Linked DNA regions of Homo sapiens: region 1 is linked to region 2. Evidence: chromatin loops called from intact Hi-C (ENCODE). Cell type or tissue: endothelial cell of umbilical vein. All regions are shown on one strand. Links, peaks and the distances in the headings refer to the core of each region. The heading gives the core; the rest is flanking DNA. Region 1 has its middle 120 kb from the start of DUSP6. Region 2 has its middle 140 kb from the start of LINC02458.

Evidence for each region. Peaks named below come from ENCODE experiments on the same cell type or tissue, not always from the same donor. Only the 100,000 strongest peaks of a DNase experiment are listed, where the experiment ranks them.
Region 1: it touches region 2 in a loop (2.5-fold over the local background); 12 of 110 quality-filtered maps call a loop at or near these places.

Annotation. Positions count from the first base shown.
Region 1 is chr12:89,234,783-89,237,699 of GRCh38, forward strand. No RefSeq gene overlaps it. Among named protein-coding and RNA genes, the nearest start is that of DUSP6, 120 kb to the right of the region's middle. In endothelial cell of umbilical vein, for the core only: no CTCF peak of the experiment used is centred there; DNase peaks (open chromatin) are centred at 909 and 1,679; H3K27ac peaks cover 1,531 bases.
Region 2 is chr12:89,161,130-89,164,046 of GRCh38, forward strand. No RefSeq gene overlaps it. Among named protein-coding and RNA genes, the nearest start is that of LINC02458, 140 kb to the left of the region's middle. In endothelial cell of umbilical vein, for the core only: no CTCF peak of the experiment used is centred there; a DNase peak (open chromatin) is centred at 1,782; H3K27ac peaks cover 2,280 bases.

The sequences.
Region 1 (2,917 bases), core at 261-2,760, 74 kb after region 2:
AGTGAGGACAGAGGAGAATGATGGTGATGACCATTCACATTAGCTCTTTTCTCTGACAGCTGAGCTCTTCCCCCAGATATCTGCCTGGCTCCCTCCCTTCTTGGCTTCGTTCAGGTCTCTGCTTAAACGTCACCTGATTAAAGGGGACTTACCGACCACACTTTATAAAGAGAAAAATCTTTCTCCCACACCCCAGCACTCCCTCATTTGCTTTATTTTTCTCATAGCACTTTTCACCACCTCACAGAATATGTGTGTGTGTGTGTGTGTGTGCATGTTTCTGCTTTAGAAGAATGTAAGTTCCAGCAAGGGCAAGGACTTTATTCACTACTGAATCTCCATCTCTAAAACAGTATTCGGCACATAGTGAGCACCAGTAAATATTTATTGAGTGGATGAATGCAGGAATAAAGTCTGATGCTCAGAAGATTGATCTTGGCTGAAGAAAATTATGTGGAAATCATCAGGATAAAAACGGTATTACAATCATAATAGACAGGCTTTCTCAGGAAGAAAACACAGAGTTACAAGAGATCTCTGGGCAATTCCAACATTTACCAATCCTTAAATGATGAGCTGTAAAGGAAGAGCCTGCAAAACAATGAGAAGGCAGAGGCAAGGAAGGAGAGGGAGAACCAGAAAATTAGGGGAGTCAGAGGAACCAAGGGAGGAAGCTGAGCTTACAGAAAGTGTCAACAGTGGCAAATGCAACCAAGAAGACAAATAAGGAAAAGGCTAGAAAGTTTCCGTTGTATTTAACAACCAAGATGCCATTATTGACCTGGGTTGAGAGCAATTTGAGGGAGAGGTCAAGATGAGGGCCAGATTTTAGTGGACTTGGGACTGAAAGGCAAGAGAGAAAGGATAAAAAAAAGAAGTAGATGAGGGAGGTAGCTGGAGGGATGCTGGACTAAGAAGAGGGATTTTTCTCAAGATAGTGGAGAATTGAACAAATTTAAAGGTTGGTGGGAACGACACAGTAAAGAGGAAGAGGTTTAAGATAAGAGAAAGCAAAAAGATAATCAACACCGGGAGATCTCTAAAGTACAGGAAGGGAGGTTTCCTTCTTCAGGAAGCCTCCTCTGACCTCTGCCTACCCCTCCTCCTCTCCTTCCTCCATACTGCAGAGCTGGTGTCAAGTGTGCTTAGGTCTATTACTGTGCTTATCCAGGGGAATTGTAACTCGGTTTATGTCACTGTCATGCCACTAGGTTATGAGCTTAATTAGGGAAGGGATGACTTCAGATTCACCTTTTTATCACTAAGAACTAGCACAAAATCTGGTACATAAAAAATAATAAATATTTGATGAATGAATGAATGGATGAAAGAAGCAATAGACAAGCAGACACATGGACAGACAGACTCAATAAATATATGTATAATGCCTACTGTGTGCCCTTGCTCTGGGCTCTGATAATTGACCAGTGCACAAAACAAAACCCATGAACAAGTGAATTGAGGAAAGGACATGAAATTGTGGAAGAAAAAATAAAAACAGTCCAATGAAACATCATGAACCAGCACTTCATAAATTCAAGAATGTTGAGGTTTTAGAAGGGACACCATACTTCTTCACAGCCAATTTCTTTCACGTGGGAAGAGAGGATTTGCTTACCATTTATAAAGATTGAGTATAGCCTTGTTCCCTCATTTCCTGTTTCTCAGGATACTTGTAATCTATGAATCACTTGCTTGAATTTGCCTTTCTCTACAAGCTCTCAAAGGTGGGTTGCACTGTTGCCAGTTTTTACCAAGAGAGATGTATATCCAAGCTTCCAGGGTACAAAGCCCTGACTGTGGTTTACTCCAATGTGCCTTCCCACTCAGGATTTCAGTCATCCTTATGTTCTCCTACCAAGAATAAAGGGAAAAGATGGGAACACACATATGGACATTCCCCTGTAGTCAAGCAACCACTAAGAGCAGGGTATTCGGGGATATTGCTCAAACATTTCCAAACACGAATGTCTATGTTTGAATTATTAGTGCACATCCAGGAAAAACCCAGACCTCACAGACAGGAGTGATTGAGGCACCAACACACAACAACACTACCGTGATGTGATGTCAAGAAACTATTCCAGGTCACTTATGCAAGTGACAGAAAAGTCACCCAAACAAACATATAAAGAAACATGGCAGTCTCTGTGCAGCATTTAAGAATCCACATTGTAAAGACTCTTGGATATCAGATGCTAATCAAACACTCATTTTTTCTCTTTCCTTACTTCCCTTACTGTGGTCAGATTTTCAAAAATAAGAATTGAATCCTTTCTTGACTCTTCTTACTCTGAAACTCAGTTCCTCATCTTGGTTTGGCCCTTTACTTTTATCCAGTTACGCTTTTCTCCCAATGATATTATCCAATTGAGCAATCACTTCTACATAGATTGCTCTCAATTCTTTGGCCATGAGCTCAGACCTGTATTGTAATCTTCTAGCCGGATATCTGGATGTTTCTCCAATACCACAAAACAAACATGTTCAAAACCAAAGTCATCCTCTTCCTCCACAAAACCAGTTCTTCCACTTGACTTTCCAGCTTCTATTAATGGTGCCACTGTTCTACTGGCCAGAAATCTCAATCATCATTGACTCTTTCCTCTCTTTTATCCCTCCCTCTCGTCCATTCTTAAATTCTACAGCAAAGTTATCTAAGACTCATTTCTAATATTTCACTCCCATTTATCCTCCTTAATATTCAACTTTTTGTTTTATTTTCACTACCTCCACTCTAGTTCAAGCTCTTATGTCGTCTCACCTGGACTATTGCAAACACTATTACTGGGAAAATAACATTCCATAATCTGATAGATTTATATTCAAACTCTAGTTTTATTTCTTTCTAGGTGTGTGGTCTTGAGCAATTTTCCCAAACCCTCTAAGCTTCAATTTGCTCCATTAAATGGTGGAT
Region 2 (2,917 bases), core at 220-2,719:
AGTGTCAAATATGATCTTATGAAGGAGTCATTTTTCCTTTAAGATGGTTTATGAAAGGAGTTTTCTGCCAGCACTTTGAAAAACAGAGAAATTCAACCAAAATCTGGTCAATGTTCATGTTGTTCTTCTATTTCAAGACCTGAGCACTTTCAACTACAATCAGTCAACAAATATTTATTAAGTCTGAAAATATTTGCTGTGTCAGGCACTGTGGGTGATGGAGAAGAGGTGGAGTGCATGGATTCCACTCTCAGTGAATTTTCAACCAGCCTACCTCTACAAAGTGATTGACCAATGAGACAAAACCAAAAAATCTATACTCAAGTGATAGTATACAAGAATGACCCCTGCCTCAGAGAATTGTGATGAGCTTCAAATATACCAATAGCGCAAACAGACATACGGACATGTGTGTTTCACAAATTAGTTATCCTACCCCCTAGAAAAAAAAAAAACAGAGAAATGTGAAAGCCAAGACAGCAGGGAGTCACAAAGATCAGGCTATCAACTATAGATGCTATAGAGATTTTGACAAAAAGAATGCCACTATTGACCTTTTAGAGAACTGCTTCTGGAGGGTGATGAAGATCAAAGCCAGTTAATGCAAAGAGTTAGGAAAGGGAAGCACAATTTCGCAAGTATAGCCAATAGGCGTAAATGACACATTTGAGAGGCTTGGGAAGGAGGATGAAGGGAGAAAACTGTAGCGTTTGGTGAAAGTTAGTCTGCTTATTTTTTAAGAAATGGAACTCTGTTTAAATAGCAGGTTTCTCTAGTAAGAGGGTAAAAATTAAAATGTTCTAGAACCTACCATAACTCTAACCTGATGCCAACAGGACAAGTACATGGTCTTGTGTCTCCAAGGAACTCAAAGATAGGTGGAGAAATTCTTTTACCTTTTAATCAAACAGTTCTAAAATAAAAATAAAAATAAAAACTTGCTTCCCTGGGATTTTTTAAAAAATAGCTTAGTTTATTTCATCAGCATTCTATAAAACAAAATAGAGACTGATCTGTTCTATCTGCAAAAAACACAGTTAAGGTACTTTTGACTAGGAACCTATTAATCCTTATTATATTTATTAAGAGTTTATACTTTAAGTCAATAATGACTTATTACATTGGCTTATTACAGCCCTCTTATCACCAAGTAAATGGTATAGGAAGCATAAAAATGTTAATGACAAGGCCTTTGCTCTCAGGAGGTTTTTTAACTCAATAGAGAAGACAAAAAAAATGTATAAATAACTTGCAGATAAAGGGCACTGTGACCAATTTAATAAAAGACTAAAGATATTCATTAAGAGAAGAAAAGAGAAAGAGGCTAATTCTGAACTAGAAGAGCTTAGACAGCTTCTTGGAGGAAAATGGACTTCAGTTGGGCTTTGAAGAAAGCATAAGCACTTCCAAAGCGATTCTGGTGGGGCTACACAGGGGTTGAGGGAGGTACAGTTCCTTTTGATTCCAGGCGGGAGGAGCTAATAAGCAAAGTGAAGAGTAAAAAGGATGGTCATAAACAAAACATCATAACAGTCTTGAAAGATGGTCCAAATACCCACTGTACCAAAACGGACTTCAAAACTCGAGCCCTCTAGATGGAAGATCTGTGCCTCTAGGCCTGTCTAATTCATTTCTGTGTTGTTACTCATGCCACTGTTTCCTAACTTCAATATTTCAGCTCTAGGGCCTATTTTTTTTCCCATTGTACTCATACTGCAGAAAGAGGAAATAACTCATCCAGTGGTGGGGATTTCTTAGCAGGGTTTTGAAGAGGGTTGCTGGGGGTGGCTGACTCTGCCAAAATGTTTCCTTTTTCTCTTGCTGTTTGTCAGATATTGCTGTTGAGCAACACTAGGGAGTGTCATCAACATGCAATCTCATCTGATTTATCTTCCCTTACTCACTCAGACTCAGCCCTTTGCCTCTTTTTTTTTTTCCTGGCTTATTTAGAGTTTCACAACCTCTTACCTTTAACTGCTGAATAAGTGTAAAACATGTGTGTATCTGGCATCAGATATTACAATCTCCAAGAAAAAGTATTCACAGTCAGAGATGGCTGTGGCTACCTAGTATACATCAATATTTTGCTTTGCTGTTATTTCATTTAGAAATTACATTTCCATTTTCCTCACAGATTCACATTCGAAACAATAAATTTTCAAATTTGTATTTTCCTCCAAGTCTCTCCCTTTTGAAAGGTGGATGGCTGAAATAAACATTTCTCTGAGCTCTACAGAGCTCAGAGTGTAAGTCTGTCCCAGAGAGCCATTAAAAAATTCCACACCAATAAACCACTGACGTAAATACAGGCGATGGAATATTTGGGTCTAACAGGATCCTAAAAAGGACTTTCAATCACATACACAGAGAAAATTAACTTCATTGACACATCAAAACTTTTGCAATGTCCTGGAGGCAGGGCCACCATGATTATTCTTCAACCCAACTAGCACAGACAAAGGATCTTATCGCCAAATCAGCCTGACTTCTTCGGGATCGATCAAGAAAACTCACCCTCCTCCCCCAATCTCTCTTCTCTGCACCCATCTTAATATGAAGAAAAATGGTTTGGGTTTTGAGTTGAGGATTCTAGAGCAGAATTTTAGATCTGATTGTTAAATAAATAGTTTGAGCCTAGTGAAAGATATGACTATACTAAAAATGGCTAAATAAAGCAGGTAAGAAAAACAAGGCAGCATATTGATCCTTTCAACAATGTATAGCTTTTATAGACCCTGCCATTCCATGCCAGTGTCTGGACTCACAAACTTTGGGGCAGCAAGCATTTTTAAAGCATTCAGTTGAGCTAAGAAGGACTGTATATGCATTAAAAAGTTTCTAGGACCTGTCTCCATTTCCCTGGATATACTTAACTCTACCTATTACCTTTTTATGTAAGTATCTTCTGCACACAAAT